2 separate regions of the Homo sapiens genome follow, and region 2 is linked to region 1. The links are chromatin loops, found by intact Hi-C in ENCODE. Cell type or tissue: transverse colon. All regions are shown on one strand. Each heading gives the region's core, and the rest is flanking DNA. Links, peaks and the distances in the headings are about the cores only.

What was found. A loop is a pair of places that touch in the nucleus more often than their neighbours do. Peaks named below come from ENCODE experiments on the same cell type or tissue, not always from the same donor. Only the 100,000 strongest peaks of a DNase experiment are listed, where the experiment ranks them.
Region 2: a loop joins it to region 1, with 7 times the contacts of the local background. A loop is called at or near these places in 22 of 110 quality-filtered maps.

What each region holds. Positions count from the first base shown.
Region 1 is chr6:166,611,819-166,618,177 of GRCh38, reverse strand. The region is part of intron 1 of RPS6KA2 (ribosomal protein S6 kinase A2); the gene reads left to right. Among named protein-coding and RNA genes, the nearest start is that of RPS6KA2, 12 kb to the left of the region's middle. In transverse colon, for the core only: no CTCF peak of the experiment used is centred there; a DNase peak (open chromatin) is centred at 2,893; H3K27ac peaks cover 560 bases.
Region 2 is chr6:166,389,069-166,395,427 of GRCh38, reverse strand. No RefSeq gene overlaps it. Among named protein-coding and RNA genes, the nearest start is that of MPC1-DT, 9.1 kb to the right of the region's middle. RefSeq lists a silencer at 1,731-1,914. In transverse colon, for the core only: no CTCF peak of the experiment used is centred there; no DNase peak of the experiment used is centred there; H3K27me3 peaks cover 2,215 bases.

The sequences.
Region 1 (6,359 bases), core at 1,649-4,148:
TCCCTGTGATGTGGCTTGGCCACCCATGGTGGGAACATTCTGGAGTTTCAAGGCTTGGTCACCCACAGTGGTATATTCTGGAGTTTTAAGAAGTGTCCTGAATCACAGGTCCCCTTGCATGGCCAGGCTCCGAGTCTGCAGAGCTTCACGTTCTCTCAGCCATCCGGGACAGAGCACACGGGTTCTCCCCAATGGTGTCATCAGCCTGGACCCCATAATACTTCTTTGCTGTGTGTGAATTTACAGAAAACCTCGGGCTGATTTGTGGTCTGTGCCGCTAAAAATGCTGGTGAAGCTTGTGCAGAAGGAAGGTGCCGCAGGCTGGACTTGGCGTTTGCTCGGCAGCCACAGACAGCTGTGGCTGTTGCGGGACCGTTGCCCCCGAGCCATGCGTGGCCATTCTCCATGTAATTCGCAGCTTCTAGGTTAATATGTACAAAGTCCTTGGAGGTCATTTAGGACATTTTATCTTAGGAATTAGCCATGGACTGACTATTCACTACGTGCCTAAATTATCAGTAGGACTTGGGTGTAGAGGGTTAAAATGCAGACAAAAAGTGGTGCTTACCTGACGCCAATGGAGGAGGAGGTCATTAAAACCGTCGCGTAAGTCAAATTACTCAGAAGCCACGAGAGAACCACATAACAGCATGAGGTGGTGCTGGCATTGGGTTTCTTACTAACTACTGTTTGGCCTTGAAAAATTTTCTGTAGAAAAAATGTCTAATCTAGGCTCACAATATAGCTGATCTAGTGTTATCTTACAATAACATTTTTGGGAAAAAATCCCCGAACAACTTTGATTACTTAAAAATTTTTAAAAGCAACAAAATATCTTAAAAGATTGAGAAACTATCAACATTTTTTAAAATGCACAGATTTCCACATGTATTAATGCTGGTAATTTTTAAGAAATAGAAAAACAGGAAAAGTCAATAAGGATGTTTGTTTTAAAAGCTGTTGCTTCTAGAATAGGTTTTATTCTAGGAAGATGGCCTTCGTGACATTGCTGATAGAGATTTATAGTGAGATTTAAAGTCTTTGACTCCTGACGCTGAGTTTCTGTGATGAATGACTTCCCTCTGCACATTCCAGCCTGTGACTGCCTTCGGCCCACGATGGAGCGGGCGCCCGGCACCTTCTGTCAGGCAGAGCCGGGCTTCTGTCAAGGGCTCTCCTGTACCTGGACCCATGAACCTTCTGGGCTCAGTTCTTTCTCCCACATTCATTTGTTCCTCTTCCTCTTGGGTGTTAGGGGCCTTGGCGCACCTTAGATTAGGAGAGTCAGGCACCTGTTGTCAGGGGCCTTGGTGGCTCTGGGCTAGGTCAGCACTGTGGCTCCTGCTGGGCAGCCCCCCATGGGCACCACAGTGGGCTCACTGCCCCTGTGTGAGCCCAGGTCTCTAGGGCAAAAATCCTGCCACACCCACATGTGGCCATCAGGCCCTGCTCCCCAGCTGGCCTGACACCCACATGCAGCTCAGAGCTGTGGGCCTGGGCTCTGGCCTGGCAGAGGGAGGATGGATGGGAAGGATGGACCTGCAGCTGAGAGCCTTTGGAGCCATTTTCCGGAGTCAGGGTCGGGGGTTCTGCATGTTCATCTCCCTCTCTTGAGCCTGGCTGTCCCTAGGCTGTAGAAGGTGCGCCATGCACCTACCGGAGCTGTCCGCAACTGTACCGTCATGTATGTGAACACGTGTTGCTGGACAGGAGCGACTCGGTTGACATGGCCTCAGGCAGGCATGAGAGCTGCTGCTGGTGAGCAGGGCGGGTCCCGTTAGTGGTGGTGGTGATTTCTCCTGCAGCTGGTGAGGGGAGCTGTTGCCTGTGATCCATGCGTCGGGGTTGGGGCTTTGGAGGTAGCCCCCATGTTGTGAATTCTGGCTCTGCTATGTGGCACTCATATGACTTTGGCAAGGTCACCAATGGGAACTTCTTGAGGCTCAATTTTCTTCTCTGTAAAATTAGTATAACATCTGCCTTACAGGGTCTGACCCGTAATAAATGAAACTCCAGAGTGCTGGGGGGCTCTCAGGTGGCATGGCAGGTCAGCCGGGGTGTGGTCTGACTGGCACCTTCTCCCCACTGAGGCTGCGTCCCTGCACCCACACACAGTGGGTGGCAGGGTACGGCAAGAGACACGGTAGAGGCCTAGCGCAGGGACTGCTGTTACAGGGATTGGGTGTCTAAAAAGCGTCGTCATTTAGGCTGAATTCCATTGAATGAGAATGACTGCAGTGAGGCCTGTGTATGCAGGGAGATGTCTCCCAAATGCAGCAGATCCATCCCCTTGTTCACAAAGGGCAAAGAGTGGGCGGGAGTCCTGCGCTGAGTGGGCAAGTCCTCAATGGTGTCTAGACCCCACAGGCAGCACAGGGGACAGAGCGCCCATCCTGGGGGGGTGTGCTCTCCCTCTCTGATGTTCAAGATGGTCCAGGACAGGATAGAGCGGGGATAAGGAGAGAGGTCCCGGAGACCATCGGTATCTCATTCCAGCACCTGCACCCAGCTCTTGCTTTTGCTGTTTCCTACCTGGTATGAGCGGAGCGAGCACACGGTGTGTGGGCACCGTTGGCCTGTGCGCCGCAGGTTTGTGTTTCAAGCGGGAAAGGCCGGGCATCTCTGGGGCCCCAGGGGGTCAGCAGGTCCTTCCGATGTGACTGGGCAGGTCAGCCTGGCCTTTGTCCACTGCTTCCTTTCATTAAAAAGAAAAAGGCATCCCCTCCGATATCTTCAATCATCTTCAGAAATGCTTTTCTTACTCCTCCCTTTATTCTACATCTTCTTCCTCTACGTTTCCTTTTTGCTTTTGTGACCTGTGACCAAAATACTGTGCACAGGGAGTCCACGGTGGCTGGAAGGCCAGCCTGGGAGTGTGAGACACGATGTTCTTTCTGGTGTGTGGTGCGGGAGTCGCATGGCTCAGCCCCCAGTGGAACATCTATCTATGCTTGTTTCCCAGTCAGATGAGTCAGCTGAGAGGGAATGTTAATTATCAGAACTGAACTTCTGAAAAAAGGTGCTAATGAACAATGCGGCCACATCCTGCTGGGATTTCAATGGCAGGAAATAAAGTAGGACTAGTCGGGACCTGGGCTTCATCCGGCTGAGCCCCACATCCAGCCCTGACGCAGGTGCTCAGGTGTAGACCCCTGGTGTTCTTGGTGGGTGTGGAAGGCTGGATAATGTCTCCTCGAGAAAGCCACAGCCTAAGCCTGGAACCTGGAGCTGTTCCCATATGTGGCAAAATGGGCTTTGTAGGTGCGATCAAGTTAAGGACCTGGAGATGGCGTGATGTTCCTGGATAATCTGGGGAGGCCCTAAATGTAATCACAAGAGTCCTCGTGAGAGGAGGCAGAGGAGGTCTGATTGCAGAAGCGGGAAAGGGTGTGACAGGGAGGCAGAGGTTACAGGGGTGGAGGAAGGGTCAGGAGCAAGGAACGCAGGTGGCCCCCAGGGCTGGACATGGAGTCACCGGAGGGACCGGCCTTGCCAACACCAGCAAAATGGATCCCGAACTTCCGATCTCCACAACTGGGAGGGAAAACCCTGTGTTTCAAACCACTGAATTTGTGGAATTTGTCACAGCAGCAAGACAAAGCGAATATTCTGGTCAGTTCAGCTTTGAGGAAGATAGCATGTTGTAGAAGATGCAGCAGACAGGACGCAGGCAGGGCTGTGGCCTCAGTGTGGGAGGGACACGGGCAGGGGCCAGGGCAGGGCAGGGCCTGGTCACAGAAGGTGAACACCTGCCCTCGGGGCCTGGGTAGGAAGCGGGCCGGGCAGCACAGCTGTGTCCCAGTGTCCTTCTGGGAATGGGGGCTCGAGGTATTACGATAGAGGGCTCGAGGTGTTCACTAGATGTCCACATGGCATTCCAGAGCCAGATGTTCAGCCTCCGACAGGCGTAGGAAGCTCGGCTGCATCTATATCTGTCTACAAATCAAGTCTACATAGAAAAATGTACTGATCTCAAACATACACAAATTGTAAGGCATGGCAGGGAGCCATGAGTGGCAGAGGAGGACAGTGTTTGAGAGGGCAGTCCAGGGAGACATCTCCGCAGGGCTGAATGAAAGAGGTGATTGGCCCCTAGAGGGTGTGGGGCAGAGTTTCTGGGGGAGATGTGGCTCAAGCCTGGTTCCTGAGCTGACTGGGCTTTGGCCTCATCTGGCACCTGCCAGAAGTCAGTGTCCCCAGAAAGACGGGGAAGATGGGGTGGGCTGTGAGAGCCCAAAGCTCTTGGGGCCTTGGGGAGGAATCTGTGTCCTGAAGGCCATGGAAAGCCCGACTGTGTCCTGAAGGCCGTGGAAAGCCCGACTGTGTCCTGAAGGCCGTGGAAAGCCCGACTGTGTCCTGAAGGCCGTGAAAAGCCCGACTGTGTCCTGAAGGCCGTGGAAAGCCCGACTGTGTCCTGAAGGCCGTGGAAAGCCCTAATGTTTCACATAAGGGAGTGATGGGATCATATCTCAATTTAAAAGGATCCTTTGGGTGATGCGTGCAATTAGATTGAAGGCTGGCAGAGAAGAAACTGAGCTAGCAAGCTCTCGGAGCTGCCATCCGACACCAGGGTGGACAGGCCTTGCAGATAGCCTGGACACACTATACATGACAGAAAAATCAAAGATGACTCCTAGATCTTCAGCCTGAGCTACCTTTTAGAAACAGGCGTGACCGTGAAGCAGGGTGAGTAGCTCAGGGTGTGGGTTAGTGAGGCAGGTCAGAGCTCTCCTCTGTACAGGATCAACCTGAGACTCCTTCGGTGACGTGTTTTGCAAATTTCAGCAGTAGACAAAATTGTTTTGAAAAAACTCCATGTTTCTCGTTATACTGCAATCTGTTTGCTTCACTGAAGTCTTAAAGACTTTCAGCAGCACTGCTCCTAGCTCTTGCACCCCAGCCGCCTGAATGGTGGCGACAGGCTGAGCTACAAATCAGCAGGTCTATGAAATGCAGCACCGGAAGCATTCATGTCAAACTGCAAATGCCACTGAAAGTGAAGGATTCCAGGTAAAAGCAGGCATGTTTCAGGACTGGAAATTTTTCTGATCACTAAATCAAACCTCCCCCCTTAACTTAGAAAATTCAGACACGTGCTTTTAACTAAGGACTTGAAATACAGGGAAAGGCCCTGAAAAGTCCACCCAAATGGATAGCTCCGTGTCCTCTGGGTCAGCTTTCTCTGGGAGGTCCGGGAAACACTGCTCAAGCATCTGTCTTTTAAACAATAATTAAAGGGCAGGAGGAGAGGGGAGAGAAGAGGCAGGAAGAAGAAAGACAAGAGAAGGGGAAGAGTGGAGAAGAGTCAAGAAACAAGTGGGACGTAGTGCGCAGGGCCAGAGGGAGGAGGACAGGTCAAGGGCATGGAGAGAGAGAGGCTGATGTGGAGTAAATTTGGCAGTGGCCACTTGGGAAAACATCCAAATGTAAGAGGAGATGAGCTTCCCAACTGCACAGTCCTGTTACCTTCACTCAGCATTTTCCTACCCGAGCATGGGTAACAACAGACGCCCGGACAGAGTGATAAATGGAGCACAGCCCACGGGCTCTGCAAAGCAGTGTCTGACCTCGGTCAGATGAGCAGGATTAGTGGAGGCAGTCGGGCAGCAAGGCCCCAGCTCAGAGCTCATCATTTCTCCTTTCCTCGCCCTGGTCTGTCATGGAGGGAGAGAGGAAGAGTGCCTGGTTGCAAGCCCGCGAGGGGAGCCAGGGGTCTGCAGGAGCCACCGTGTGTTATAGCTTTGCCAGGTGACCCAGGGGTGCATGCCATCTTTCTCCTAAGGAAAACTACAAATTCAGAGTTTCACTCATGCACCAGCTGCAAGGAGGATAAACGTCTCTGAGCAGACCACTGAGAAGCCAGAAAGGACAAGTCCCAGTCTCTTTTCTTCCATCACACCTGCCCACATCACACACCTCGTCAAGGGGCTTGACTCCCCTGAGCTTCCCACAGAGAGTCTCTTCCAGGCTTTTCCTAGAGCCCCCCCAGATGGTCAGTGAGTTCCCTGGCCCTCACACTCAGATTGCGGCCCTTGCATCTTGATGTTGGACGACGGAGGAAAAATAAGAGGAAAAAGAACAAACAGGCCTGGGAAAGGGGTGTTGGAGAATGGGTTGGATGCCTTATTCATTCACAGTATTTCTTCTGTGCAATTAGAGGATGAGGCAGTTGGAGAAAGCCAAGCCTACCTTGTTTTTAGAGAAACTTTTTGTTTTTAAGTTTGTTTGGCCCCAGGGAGATCTGCATCCTGGGCGTGTGTGCCCTACCCATGGCACTTTCCTGGTCACAGGGATGAGCTCAGGGTTGAGAATGTGGCCCAAGATGGTCAAATAGGATGTAACCTGAGATCCCTGCCCAG
Region 2 (6,359 bases), core at 1,559-4,058, 220 kb after region 1:
CTTGCTCCCACCTCTCCCACCTCAAAAAACCACTGGAAAACTTGAATTTCCACACACAGGACTGGCAGGGCATGAAAGTAGAAAAATGTATACACTTCGGCAGTCACAGGTTAAAACTGTGGATCCAGCTGGGCGTGGGGGCTCATGCCTGTAATCCCAGCACTTTGGGAGGCTGAGGTGGGCAGATCACGAGGTCTGGAGTTCGAGACCAGCCTGGCCAACATAGTGAAACCCCGTGTCTACTAAAAAGACAAAAAAAAAAATTAGCCAGGCATGGTGGCGGGCACCTGTAATCTCAGCTACTCAGGAGGCTGAGGCAGGAGAATCGCTTGAACCGGGAGGCGGAGGTTGCAGTGAGCCAAGATCACACCATTGCATTCCAGCCCGGGTGACAGTGCGAGACTCCGTCTAGAAAAAAAAAAAATTGTGGCTCCAGCCATTATGAACTGTGTGGGGACAAATCAGCATCTTAGGAGCTTGATGACTTGAAACGTGACATGCAGTGAAGGCAAACTTCTTCCTCCTCCTGAGAGATGTCAGGGCTAGGGAGCTGTGAAACGAATGGAACAGAGCCAGTGCCCAGCCAGCCCCAGTTCCCTCTCTCCTTCTGGGGACTTGTTGACAGTATCTCGTTACTATTGCAGGCAATGTCCCCTTCTGCTGAATGATCCAAGGACACCAAACTTTGCCTGATCGACAGGGGAGGCTGCTAAGCTGCACCTGCTCCCTGTAAGAGTGGAGTCAGGCCAAGGCATAGAGGCACACAAATACTAGCTTTCAGACTTGCTAGGACTACGTCCAGTCTCATCACAGCTGTCCACGTGGAAGTCTCTTTGAGGTCAAGCAAACAAATTCAACACAGTCAAACTTTAAACCATTCTGTGGGTGAAAGGTTTCTGAAGAATAGACAGATCTTATTCTGCAGTTTAATGTTTCTGGCTAATCTATGTAATTGTGTTATATAGCGCATTCACCTCAACTATGCCACACTTCAGCAGGCTACTCACTCCCTCTCTCATATCACATTTAGAAATGGGTCCAGAGAGGCCTGGACAACACCCTGAGAATGCAAAGTTTTCCACTCAAGTTCCAACCACTGGGATGGGCGATAGCCCTCTGCTAGGGCTGGTCTAGGTGCTCCCTCCCTGGGTATCAGCTGAATTCTACCTGGTGTTGGCAGTGCGGTGTTCCAAAGCAAAGTCCCACAGATACTGTACTTTCCCAAGCACACAGATTCTCTCTGAACCACAGGGCAGCTGCCAGGGGATAGGGGAAGAGCGGTGTAGACAATTCAAAGCTGTCTTTCCTACTTTTTTACCAATATAAACTTAAAACCAGGTATTGTGAATACTCACCTGATTTTCGGTTCATATAGAGGTGTTTTTTGAGTAGACAGTTGTCAAATTTGGTGTTTCTGTGAGGAAGACAATCAGTGGAGGCTTCTATTCGGCCGTCTTGCCCCATCTCTTCCCCATGGACAGTTTTTTAAATAGTTCAGTACATGCGAGTGAATGCCACTGAGAGGTGACAGCGTGCTGGCAGTCCTCACAGCCTTCGCTCGCTCTCGGCGCCTCCTCTGCCTAGGCTCCCACTTTGGCGGCACTTGAGGAGCCCTTCAGCCCGCCGCTGCACCGCAGGAGCCCCTTCCTGGGCTGGCCGAGGCCGGAGCCGGCTCCCTCAGCTTGCGAGGAGGTGTGGAGGGCGAGGCGCGGGCGGGAACCCGGGCTGCGCGCAGTGCTTGCAGGCCAGCGCAGGTTCCAGGTAGGTGTAGGCTCGGCGGGCCCTGCACTCGGAGCGGCCCGCCCTGCCGGCCCCAGGCAATGAGGCTTAGCACCCGGGCCAGCGGCTGCGGAAGGTGTGCTAAGTCCCCCAGCAGTGCCGGCCCACCGGCGCTGCGCTCGATTTCTCGCCGGGCCTTAGCTGCCTCCCCGCGGGGCAGAGCTCAGGACCTGCAGCCCGCCATGCCTGAGCCTCCCCCCGCCCCCGTAGGCTCCCGTGTGGCCCGAGCCTCCCTGATGAGCGCCGCCCCCTGCTCCACGGCGCCCAGTCCCGTCGACCACCCAAGGGCTGATAAGTGCAGGCGCACGGCGCGGGACTGGCAGGCAGCTCCACCTGCGGCCCCGGTGCAGGATCCACTAAGTGAAGCCAGCTGGGCTCCTGACTAGTGAGGACTTGGAGAAGCTTTATGTCTAGCTAAAGGATTGTAAATACACCAATTGGCACTCTGTATCTGGCTCAAGGTTTGTAAACACACCAATCAGCACCCTGTGTCTAGCTCAAGGTTTGTGAATGCACCAATCCACACTGTATCTAGCTACTCTAGTAAGGACTTGGAGAACCTTTGTGTCGGACACTCTGTATCTAGCTAATCCAGTGGGGAGGTGGAGAACCTTTGTGTCTAGCTCAAGGATTGTAAACGCACCAATCAGCACCCTGTCAAAACAGACCACTCCGCTCTCTGTAAAATGGACCAATCAGCAGGATGTGGGTAAGGCCAGATAAGAGAATAAAAGCAGGCTGCCCGAGCCAGCAGTGGCAACCCGCTCAGGTCCCCTTCCACACTGTAGAAGCTTTGTTCTTTTGCTCTTTCCAATAAACCTTGCTACTGCTCACTCTTTAAGTCCACACTGCCTTTATGAGCTGTAACACTCACCGCGAAGGTTTGCAGCTTCACTCCTGAAGCCAGCGAGACCATGAACCCACCAGGAAGAGCGAACAACTCCAGACACGCCACCTTAAGAGCTGTGACACTCACCGTGAAAGTCTGCAGCTTCACTCCTGAGCCAGGAGTTAACTCTAGCTCAAGAATTTCCTAAAATAAAGGGAAAGGTTCCCAAATACTCAAGAATCAAAACACACAGCAGTGATTCATTTTCTCACCAATGTCACATGGCAGATGGAAGAGCTGATTTAAAAGCTTCATGTCACCCAGGTAGATAGGAGGATTTATTGGCAATTGAAAATGCTGGAATACAAGTCAATAATAATGATTTTACAGATTGTTTCTAACATTAATATATAGGCAGTAGGTTTTCATTGTAATAAACAGCATTATGTAGAATAGCTACAATTACACCCTGCCGGGCATGGTGGCTCACGCCTGTAATCCCAGCACTTTGGGAGGCTGAGGTAGGTGGATCACTTGAGGTCAGGAGTTCGAGACCAGCCTGGCCAATGTGGTGAATCCCCATCTCTACTAAAAATACAAAATTAGCCGGATTTGGTGGTGCATGCCTGTAATCCCAGCTACTTGGGAGGCTGAGGCAGGAGAATCGCTTGAACCTGGGAGGCGGAGGTTGCACTGAGCCGAGACCATGACATTGCACTCCAGCCTGGGCGACAAGAGCGAAACTCTGTCTCAAAAAAAAAAAAAAATTACACCCCAAAATCTAAGACATGTTTTTCGATTTATGCAGTCACTTTTTAATTCAATGTTATTACAACTCAATTGAAACAAGTAGGTGAACTGAGGTAACTTGAAGTGATGTAGCTTTGAAAGGGATGTTTTTGCTTCAAAGTGAATCAGTTCTTACAAAGATGAACCCATTTTGTCAAGGTGAATATAAATGTTAAATGAACATAATTTTTTGGCAGTCAATTCAGCTTTGGAAAACTTTTCAGTATATCTGGAACAACTTGGGTATCTGATATACTTTTAAAACCTGTAATTTTTGAAATTCAAATATAGATCAAGTATTGCCAATGAAATTTAGCACCTGAATTGAGATGAATCATAATTGCAAAATGCACATCAGGTTTTGAAAACTTAGCACGAAAAGAGGAAAAGAAAATATTTCAATAATAACTTCTATATTGATGACATGGTGCAATAATATTTTGGATATAGTGGGCTAAATAGAATATATCATTAAAATCAATTTGACCTTTTAAAAACATGTTTAATGTGTCTACTAAAAACGTGAAGTTCCAGCGTGGCTCCCATTATAATCCTGTTGGACATATTTGGGCTCAGAACCTGATGCTTCAAAGTATGCACTTTTGCATGCTGGGAACTTTAAAGGAGATTGGAAGGGCCCAGAAACAAGGTCCTCCTGTCTCATGGCCCTCTCTTTCCTGCAAAGCAAGCCATAAAACCTGGAATGGTCCCTCTCTCCCTTCTCCGTTGAAGACCCTTATTCCAGAGGGGTCCTGCCCAATACCCAGGAGGAAGGAGGTCCTGAAAAATCTGACACACACACCTTGCTGGGGTTCCCCACTCAGTTTATGACCGTTACCCTTACGTTCCATCACATCTCTACTGGCTATCCTTTCTCCATCAAACCTAAGCATAAAAATACAGTTTCCCCAGATCTTTGGGTCTTTATTTCTGAAAGCTCCTGTGTCACATAAAACTTTGGTTGCGTGCATTTGTGAGGCTTTTCTCTTGTTAACGTGTCTTTTGTTACGAGGTGTTGGCCATGACCCTAATGATGAGTGGGGGGAAAGCATCACACCTTTCCTCCCCTACTTACAATAAGGATTCAGAGCCCCCTGCTCTTCCTACCAATGGTGGGTGGAGACAGGGGCTCAGTGGTCCCATCAAATGTTCCACTGGCTGGATAGGTTAGGTTACTTTCCCATAGTTTGCTTTCACTAGTTTCTGTTATTTCTCATTTATTTCCTGTAAACTGAAGGATAGAGTTAAAGATTTGATTAGATTCAGGCTCAAGATTTCCCACAGGAATACCCCTCAGTGGGGCTGCTGGCTTCACAACATCCTCCCGGCTGGCACCTGGAGCTGGCCCCCTTCCCTTAGTGAGGCTAAGGTCCAGTGGATCCCTCCTTGTGAATCTGCATTTTCCCCTTGAGGACCAACAAATCACCCCGGGCATTATACCAACTGCCTGGTGCCTGTCTGCATTTCTATTAACCATGGACTGAATGCTTTCAGCATCCCTCAATGATTTTTGTCTGAAGCAGTAACTTCACTTGGGATGGCAAAGTGGTGTTCTTTTCATTCTACTATTCTTTCACATTTATTATCTGGAATTACTCTGAAAAGAAGAGCTTTCCTTCATCACCAGGGCTAGCTGAAATAGTTCATACAGATAAAAGCTCTCTTCCCTTTACTTACCCAAAGAATTAGTGCGCTGATTAAGACAAAAGACTTTGGTGGTGGGGGGAGGGGGATTGTTTTGTTTGCTCTCTTTCTATGTATCTTTTTAAAGGTTTTTTAAAACTGTTAAGTTTTGGGCCGGGCGTGGTGGCGCAAGCCTGTAATCCCAGCACTTTCTGAGGCCGAGGCAGGCGGATCACAAGGTCAGGAGATTGAGACCATCGTGGCTAACACGGTGAAACCCCGCCTCTACTAAAAATACAAAAAAAAAAAAAAATTAGCCGGGCATGGTTGCATGCACCTGTAGTCCTAGCTACTCAGGAGGCTGAGGCAGGAGAATCGCTTGAACCCAGGAGGCGGAGGTTGCAGTTAGCTGAGATCACGCCACTGCACTCCGGCCTGGGCGACAGACCAAGACTCCGTCTCAAAATAATAATAATAATAAACTCTTAAGTTTCTACAGATAGTTTATTGGAATATAATTTGCACCCATTTAAAGTGTCCAATTCGATGGTTCTTTAGCATATTCACAGAGCTGCACAACCCTCACTACAATCAATGTTAGACCATTTTCATCACCCTAGAAGAAAGCAGGTCCCTGTTAACAGCCACTCTCTATTTTCCCCCAAAAGTCCCTGTCCCTGGCAACCACCGACCTATTTCCTGACTCTGGATTTGCCTACCTTGGGCATTTCATGTAAGCAGATCATACAATATGTGAGCAGATCATACATGAGCAGACCACACAATACATGATCCTTCCTGTCCGGCTCCTCTCACTTAGCCCTGTGTTTTCAAGGTCCTTCTATGCTGTAGGAAACACCCCTGCATCCTTCCATGCATGGGTCCATACTTCATTTCTTTCTATTGCTGAATAATATTCCATTGTAGGGATACTTAATCTGTATTTCTCTATTCACCAGTTGGTTCAACATTTGGTTTCTGCCGATCTGATTTTCCCCCAATTCAGTTTTCACCACACACAGAACCAAACGATTGTGTAAGAGAAGCAGATAAGAGGATCTAGAGAGAGCTCATGACGTTTCTGACCTTCTCCAAGGTTAGAAACCAATAGGGATAACATCTCTGCCCTTTACCCTCTAAGAGAATAGATAATGCTTTGAGGGTTAAAGGGTACAACATTTAGAACCTCTCCCTGATAAAACAAACAAACAAACCCATATGTCTGCTTAGTAGCAAAAGAAAGAGAATAGTAGGTAGGAGTTGCCATAAAGTAGAATAAAGGGAAAAAGGGAAATTCATATTTGTCCAATATATGATTGGCAGTATCAGGCCTTTTATG